Linked DNA regions of Homo sapiens: region 2 is linked to region 1. Evidence: read pairs that join two places in POLR2A ChIA-PET (ENCODE). Cell type or tissue: GM12878. All regions are shown on one strand. Each heading gives the region's core, and the rest is flanking DNA. Links, peaks and the distances in the headings are about the cores only.

Region 1 (4,401 bases), core at 102-4,101:
AGGGAGATTGAATCGAAGGTATTAGAAAAATTATGGAATGTCCCAGAAAAAAGTAAGTCATTCAGCAAAGTTAGATGATAGGAAGGGATTGAAGTGGGACCAGACAGGCTAGAAGAAGCCAAATTGAGGAGAGATTTATATGTCACAATTTTACCAAAATTAAACAAAAATCCACTGACGTACTTTACAAGGGAAAGTCATTATCAGACCTGCATCATAGAAAAATTATTTGGGGCAGTGCAGTGCATGGATTGATCAGGCATGGAGACTGGAGGTAGACACAGCCAGTTAGGAAATTGTCTTAGTCCATTTTGTGCTGCTGTCACACAATGCCACAGACTGGGTTGTTTATAATGAACAGAAATTTATTTGGCTCACCATTCTGGAGTCTGCAAAGTCCAAGATCAAGAGGTCGAGTCTGATGAAGGTCTTCTTGCTGCATCATCCCACAGCAAAAGGCAGAAGGGCACAAGAGTGCATAAGAAAGAGAGGAAATAGGGCAGAACTCATCCTGCCCTATTTCAGAAATACAATATTTCAGGAATACAAATATCAGGAACCCATTCCTATGACAGTGGCATTCACGAGGGCAGAACACTTATGACCTAATGATCTGTTAAAAGTCCCACCTCTCAGTCAACAGTTCCACCGTTGGATTGAGGATTGAGTTTCTAACACATGAACTTTGGGGATACATTCAAACTTTAGCAGAAACTACTGTTAGTCTACCTGATAGATGATAAAGAATAAAACTGAGGTGAGATTCAGTCAAGAGTTAAGAATAAGATGCCTACCCTCCAGGACTACCCTTAGGGTACCCCAAGACACTACCCTCCAAGGCTTAGAACCAAAGAGGAGAGGAAAATCTGGCAAACAAATGCCAATGGCACCAGGCCATAGATGTGTGAGGCCAAGTGGATCATAGAGATTGTAGGTACTGGGCAAGGTCAGAGGAGAGAAAGCTTCCAGCCTGAGAGCTCCAGCAAAGCTTCCAGAGGAAGTGTACAATGGCCTGAATATTTATGTCCCCATAAAATTTATATGTCAAAATCTTAACCCCCAATAAAATGTGATTAGGAGGTGGATCCTTTGGGAGATAATTAGGTCACGAAGGTGGGGCCCTCAAGCATGAGACCAGTGCCCTTGTGAAAGTAAACCCAGCAGCTCTCTCACCCTCTTTCCACCAAGTGAGGACACTAAGAAGTCTACCATCTGCAACTAGAAAAGGATCCTCGTCAGCACACGACCATGCTGGCACCTTGATTTCAGACTTTCCAGCCTCCAGAACCAAGAGAAATATATGTGTGTTGTTTATCAGCCACCCAGTCTATGTACTTTGTTTTAGCAGCCTGAACTGACAAAGAAAGAATAGTATTTTAGTTTCATACCAACAAATGAGTATGCCTTAATAGAGAGAAATACTGTGAAGATTATTCCAGTTGGGAATAGCAAAACAAAGGCTTTAAGAGTGGAAAGCATGAAGCATGTTGGGAGGTGCCAGAGTGAAATAGACAAAAACACACTCCAAAGACAGTCTCACAGGTCAGAATCCTGAGCAGGGTCTTGTCTGCTTTCCTACTCACCCTGGTAGACCCTCAATGATAACCCCTACCTAGCAGGGGCAGAAGAAATTTTACATTGACTTTATCACCAAAAAAAAAAAAAAAAAAAAAAAACCACAGATAAGGTCTGAACATAATCAAAGGCCTGGAATAGCACCCCAATCAATGACACCCTGAACATGCCAGTGGGACGTTTCATCAAAAGGAGCTGCCATTTCAAATCTCTTGGTTTCTCTAAGCCTGTTCAGTGATCCCTTTTCTAGTTTCTTTGAGCCAAATGGTCCTGCCACTTAGTTCAGTGTCTTATTGTCCTGAGTCATCTTCTCAGATTGCTCAAGAATGAGTCTCCCATTTTAACACACACACGCACACACAGCAAGTCATGGACTGTGGCGGTTTTCTGTGGGTGTGATTGTGTCTAAGTTGCTGGAATGCAACAAGTCTAGCTTGGAAGAAGCTTAGTCCCCATGCCTGCTGGCTCTCTGCATGTTCCCCACCAGAAACACAAGGGCTACAAGCTGAGGGTCCTGTTCTCTCATTTTTTCCACCTCTCTTTATTCACAGGCAGGCCAGAAAGCTATTTAGCAGTAAATGAAGCATTTATCCTTTAATTCTCAGATGTATGTAATCTGAAAAAAAAAAAAAAAAAAAACAGAGAAGAAAATATCCTGAGGACGTCAGAGAGAGAAAAATGTGCAGAGCAGATGCTGCTACTTGTTTTTGTCCCTGTTTTATCTTTTAAAATACATAAAACATGAGTAACTAGGGACAAATAGTTCCAGCTTTTGGTAAAATACAAATGGGACTATTTTATAACTTGGGTTGAATTTCTTATATTTTAAGCTGTTTTGCTACTCAACACACTTCATGGCCTCATAAAATTCTAGAGCAGGAATGGAACTTAGGTGACTTATTCCAGTTCCTGGCCTGTAAGTTGGTAAAAGAGCATCCAGAATAGAAAAAAAAAAAAAAAACCCTTTTTTCTTCTATTCTAAGTTTAGAAAGTCCCCCCTCCCTGCTATGCTAGCCCTATTGTACCATTCAGAAAGTCAAAACGTTTCTCTTATGTACAAATATTCATTCACATGACAATTACCATTAGGTGGCAGAGATGCAAAAACATGACACATGAGTTGTGTTTACACAATTCATGTTACAATATAGTATGGGATACTATAATATAGTTATCCAGAAAGCATGGAAGGGCATGAAGTGGGGGTGGGAGCTAACCAAGACTGAGGATGAAACTTGGTTTAGGGTATACATCATTTTAGCTTAACCAACATCAATATATAACCAAACAGTGTCTGTATCTCATTCTTTAGTTTTAAAAGGTTGTCCCTACAACCTCCTCATTCATTTCATAGCAACCCTATGAGGTAGGTTTTTCTGTTATGTCTGATTTATACATGTGGAAATGGAGGCCAGAGTTTTTAAAAATAGTAGGGGTCTAAATTGGAAACCAAATTCAGTCCTTGGGACTCCAGGTTCCTTGCTCTCTTTTTTCTCTGACTCTGCCTTTCCATTATCTTTTTTTTAAAGGGTAATACTATGTAGCATCTGAGTGCCCCAAATAACTGAAACGGACAATGATTGGTACAGGACTCCCAGAAGGGAGGAATGCCCACATCACAGGCTAACATGTGGTGGTCACAGAAAGATGGGCTTGGTCTGAGCTTTACAGATAGAAAGCAAGACCTTGTTGTTTGGAAGTCAGGGTCAATCAAGAAGAGAAAAAGAATAAACATTAATTCTATATGATAGTGGTTCAAAATGTGGGTTGTGGACTCAGTCAGAAATGATTTCGAGTTCCAGATGTTTCCTTACCTGCGATTTTGTCACTGTTTAGTGACTTTAGGCAATTCATTTAACCATGTAAGCATTAAATGTGATCATGAACATAAAAACATTGATCACAGTAGCTGGTCTATATGAATTCTCAATAAGCAATGGAGATGGCAGTGGTGATGGTGATATCATTGCTAACATCGTCACCATCAACCCCTAACCTCCCAGAGATTCCAGGGAGGGTCCGTCAGGCCACCCTTCCTAACACTGTTACACCACTCACCCCATGGCCTAGTCTACAAGGCTCTTAAGAACATGGCTTCCCATCTACCTCCCCTTTTCTCTTCAGCCCAGTGTCTTCCTCCCATAGAACAGTCATTTCTACAAAACTGCCCTTCCTTCAGTCTTTCTCTGTTTTCCAGAACTTCCTGTGGAATTCACGCCCCTGGAAAGGACAGACCTTCTTCCCAAGAACACAGAAACTGCCTGCTACAATTCTCAGGTGGACCCTCAGCAGGTGGGAGTCAAGGGTGATCTTGTACTTGTCTGCTCCCCACTGGAGGTTCTCTCTCGGTCTGCTATTACTTACTGCATACCTCTGGACTGTGTTATTAGCCATCAAAGGCTGCAGGGGCCCCAGCTGCCACAAAACAGACACATAAAGAAAAAATGTGAAGCCAAAAATGAATTACTACAGCTGAAATATGTGAAAGAGGCAGTGTTTCTATTTAGAGGTCCACCGTCTCCCCACCAGGCCTCTACATATTATTCACCTCCCACAACCCACACTCTCGTCCCCCTCCTATTCTTCGACCAGTTGCCAACTAATCTCACCCCACTCCCAAAGACAGGCCATAGGTATACCAAAAAGGGCCATAGCTGGCAGTCAGGAATCAGGGGTCCAGGCTGGATCCTGCTGATGATGAGCACATATATGTTTTCTCAACCTCATTTTAAACCAGCAACCCTACTAGAGGATCAATCACCTTAGGCAGTGTAGCGAAACCCCTTCTTTACCTCAGTGACAGGAGAAGAACAAAATGAACTTCCA
Region 2 (4,401 bases), core at 210-4,209, 110 kb before region 1:
TCCAACTCCAACCAGGGCCCACACAAGGGAGGGGATTTGGGTATGCTGAACCTCTGGCAGGGAACAAAATCTCCCCATAGCGTCAGGCCTGTTTCCCTGTTCTGGCGTTATCTGGCTGGGGGAATTTGGCAGAGTATTCAATCTCTGCAAAACTCTGTTTCTTCATCCATAAGGTTAACATTTATTAAATCATTTGAAAAGCAAATGTGCCAAGTGTTTATTGTATACAAGTGAACCCAAATTGCTACTCATTCTGCTTATATTCTTGTTGATAACAACATCTTCACTGGGACGTTGTTGTTTGGATTTAATAAGAAGGTAAAAAAGAATCTAGCATATAGGAAAAGCTCAATATATGTTATTAACCCTGTGTGCATGCTCATGACATGTTCATTTTTAGAGTAAGCCAACCTTTGGTGCATCTAATGAGTCAACCTTCCCTTGGAGCTTCCTATGCATGAACCTGAAGAACTACCATCAGGGGCAACCAACTCATGATTGTATTCCCAATGCCATTTGCAGTCATTCCCAGATTTTTAAGGAAATGTCTCACTATGCTGTCTTACCATAGGCAATATAGATAGCCTTGGCTCTCCTCTCTTTAGATTCGTACTCAGAGAACTATCTGCTAGTGAAAAGGAAAAGAGTGCAATCTACCAGGCAAAATAGAAAGTTAAGGTATGGAAGGTGCTCACTTTCCAAACAGCTGCTACAGTGCTATTATTAATACTGCCATGGTTATTTTCACGTAGGATATCTAGCACAGAAGGAAAATCAATCTCCAGCCAGGTCTGGGAGGACTCAGAACAGAGCTTCAAGGAGAGCATAACAAATGCCCCAAACTCCTTCTGCTTACTTCACTTAAAGTCTTATTAGTATCATCATTTCCAACTGGGCAACAACCACATCTGCCTCCCTTCTGCTTTCTCAGCCATCGCCAGTGGCAAGTTGGTGGTTGGATATTTTAGGTGGGTTCTATATGGTGGTTTTCAAAATTTTGTAACCCAAAACTTAGCTCTCCCTTCTGCATGGAACTATTGTGATTTAAAATTAGTAGTCAAGGTAGTTCCTCAATTAAGGAGTATTTGGAACAGGGAAAGTCTGCCTGAATAATGTCTGATTCTATACTTTCACGTGAATGTACTCCAACATGTACATCCATAGGTAATTCTGTATTATGGGGGTTATTAAAAAATATAAAGTTTGAAGATATCTTCGAGTCATTTTACCTGCTAGAACAATACTTGTCTAGTATCAGTTAACTGGTCACAAAGGAGAGGTCTTGTCTTACTCTCAACAGTCTCTGATGGTGTCATTTGAACACTGACACATGCAGATATTTTCTCTCTTTCTTTCTCATATGTGGTCTTGTTGAAACTCCACAATAACTGCGTTTGGAATCTACAGTCATATAAATTTAGATCATCATGGGAGATAATTATACTGTGGAAATGATACGATATTTACATGTCGAAAAGGAGTCATAATTCTTCGAAATAGATGCCTGCTAGCTTTCTTAAGAACTCATTTCACAAATTCAAGTTGAAACAAATGAATACATGTTCCTCTTTTTGCTTCCTCTTTTGAGCAATTTTATGATTGAAAAAAAAAGACACATTACCACAATGGAAAATACCTCATTTTTCCATTAAAATGTGCTCTTTTTAAACAGCTATCCCCCCACCCACTTCCCTGTTTATTGGGTTAAAAGGAGCCATTTCTAGGAGACCAAGCCAAAGTCTCAGCAAGGAGGTGGAAAGCTAGGTGCTTGGAAGGCTAGTCTGTTACCTACCCTACACTACAATGACTGTGGCAGCATCAACAACAGCACCAAACCAGCCAGCTGGAAAGTGAGAACAAATCATTCTAGTGACTGACAGTTTGGTCCCCTCTGTGTCCCAGGAGAGGCCAGGCTGATTTTCACCCACAGCGGGAGGCACTGGTTCAATCAGGTCTTCTTGCAGCTAGTGGATCCAGAATCAGAATGTTCTTATACAAATACCACTTTGTGTCCTGAAAAAGAGAGATTCCACATGGACCCAAACTACAGGTGTTTGTACAAGAACATTCTGTGGAATCTCTCTTTTTGAGGATGCAAAGTGCTATTTGTATAAAATGGCTTCATTTCACCAGCAATTTTGATTTCATTTTTCAGCCTAATTTGGGTAAAAAAAATGAAACCAAAATTGCTAATGAAATAAAAACCAATGTTTCATGGGTTGAATTTTTAACTTTTTGTATTAGCCCAACAGCGTCCATCTCTTCTAGTTAAATATCGACTTCTCTCCAGGTAGATATTCTAAAGACAAATGGAAAATTCAAACAAGTATGCTGACCTATAAAATGATGTCGACAAATAGTTTAAAGGGTTGACCAAATACTTTGCTCCTTAACTTGATTCTCTCCTTTTTAGTTAGACAGTTACAGTGTCATCAGAGAGAAAATAAGGAAACTAAAGATTGTTCAGGATTTGGCTCCTCACACTAATTTTATTCTCATGAGTTAAGATTTCCTTGATTCAAAATAGGGCTCTTCCCCTTTTGTTCATCTTTCCACAAGGTTCACACTCTCCTAAGGCCTGGGATTTCTCCTTAGACAGCTTCATCCCTACAATTATCTCAGGATCTGTGCAGATTCTCCACACATGGTGTTATTCATAGCATGCAGATGGGGTATTCCTATTCCTAATAATTTAGGTTAGAAAAGTACATTATGGATAAAATACAGCAATCTCTTAATGATCTCTTCTACATGGATAGCAAGCAGAAGTGCTCATGAATTCTAGGTAATTTAAGTTTATACATATCAGAAAATATTACCAAAAGCTTCCAACCATTTCTCTCTTCTCTCTCTCTCTACATACATTCTCATTCTCTCTCTCTCTCCCTCCCTCAAAAAGTATCTCTGCAGCATTTCACACAAGAAATTAATTAAATCCCATTGATTCTTTCTGGGAAATATGCTACTGAGCAGGAACATCCACTTAAGATGAAAAATACTAAAGGTGAGGAAGAGAAGCAAAAGTTTAGGATAATCTTCATGCTGGATTATAACTTAAATCCTGAATAACCTGGATTTGGCTGAACTTCACTCTTTTTTATGTTGTTTTCTTTTTTCAAATAAACTTCAAGGCATGAGATCGTGGTACTAAAATAGAAATACAGTGGAATCATGTTATTGCAAAAATTTGGCAAAGCTACTGGTGAAATCATGTCCCCTGAAACATAACAATGACATACAGTAAAAGCACAATTCATTTCAATGTGCCCATAAAGAGAGTGTTAGCTGTTCCTCAGAGTCTACACTGTAAAAGGGTTTCAGCATATTTAGTGAACCAACATTCAACTCAGTAATTCTTATCTTGCCAATAGCATATGTGGTATGTTAAAATCCACCTCTCAGTAAATTGCCGTGTGGCATATAAAATGTATTAAAAGTACACGAAGCAAAGTTGTTCTAAGGGTCTGCATTTCATTTTGATGTCTGATCATCGGTGTATTATTTTCCTGTTCTATTATTGTTATTATTTAATTTGTCTATGGTGCTTGATCTTGATGGGGAGAGGAGAAAGAGAACTAGTGGGTGGGATTTTTTTTGACATGTATCAAAGGGGTGATAGACAAAAATAGAGCTGAGATTGTTAAGCCTCAACACACCATGCCTTCTGACACCAAGATTTGTCCATGCCACCAGATTGCTGGGATTTTGCCTCCTGCTCACAATCTAATTACCAGGCTCCAAACACAAATGTGCTAGCATCCCACACAGAACATTAAGTTGATGCTGCTGAGCCAGCCTGCACTGAGGCACAGGGTGACAGGAGTTTCCAGGTTTCTTTCACTGCTTGCTTCCAGTTACATGGTTCCATAGCCCCAACCTCTGCTGGCACAACCAGATTCCTTCCACTGAGCACCATATCATTTCACTCCAGTTAGGTGCAAAGGAATATATCTGAGAACGTGTGAGAAGCCCACAGATTTTCCAAGCCTGTGTTTAAAGCATTTGTGAAGACAAAAAGAAGTGAGATGGCTTACATGTTCCATTCAGTGACATGAATTATCTACGGTGATGGAGGGCCTGTTCCAGGAGGGAGAGGGGAGTGAAGTTGAGGCACTGGCCACTTCCTGCTCTTGATGTCGCTGGTCCTGAGACTTCTGAGCTGGTGACTTGTCCCATTCCTGTGTGCGAGGTCCACAAATAAGCTGACATCAAAGATTGTTACAGTGAGAAGTAGACGGGCAGCTCAGTTTAGGATGAGGAGTGGAGAGAGAAGAAAGGAAGTCATTTCCATATAACAGTTGTTTAAAGGAAATTTAAAGCAGATGCTTCCAAGACTGGACACTAGACAGAAACTAGGCCTTTGGGGAGGCTAATAAAATTCAAGTGATGAAGGTCTTCTTT

The links. Peaks named below come from ENCODE experiments on the same cell type or tissue, not always from the same donor. Only the 100,000 strongest peaks of a DNase experiment are listed, where the experiment ranks them.
Region 2: POLR2A ChIA-PET joins it to region 1 with 7 read pairs; 4 of 35 experiments call an interaction of 5 or more read pairs at or near these places.

What each region holds. Positions count from the first base shown.
Region 1 is chr1:220,954,949-220,959,349 of GRCh38, reverse strand. No RefSeq gene overlaps it. Among named protein-coding and RNA genes, the nearest start is that of HLX-AS1, 77 kb to the right of the region's middle. In GM12878, for the core only: no CTCF peak of the experiment used is centred there; no DNase peak of the experiment used is centred there.
Region 2 is chr1:221,066,736-221,071,136 of GRCh38, reverse strand. LOC101929750 (a long non-coding RNA gene) reads right to left here. Exons shown (of 7, transcript XR_001738479.2): 3 at 4,035-4,178. Among named protein-coding and RNA genes, the nearest start is that of HLX-AS1, 190 kb to the right of the region's middle. RefSeq lists a silencer at 1,944-1,993. In GM12878, for the core only: no CTCF peak of the experiment used is centred there; a DNase peak (open chromatin) is centred at 1,836; H3K4me3 peaks cover 446 bases; H3K27ac peaks cover 2,171 bases.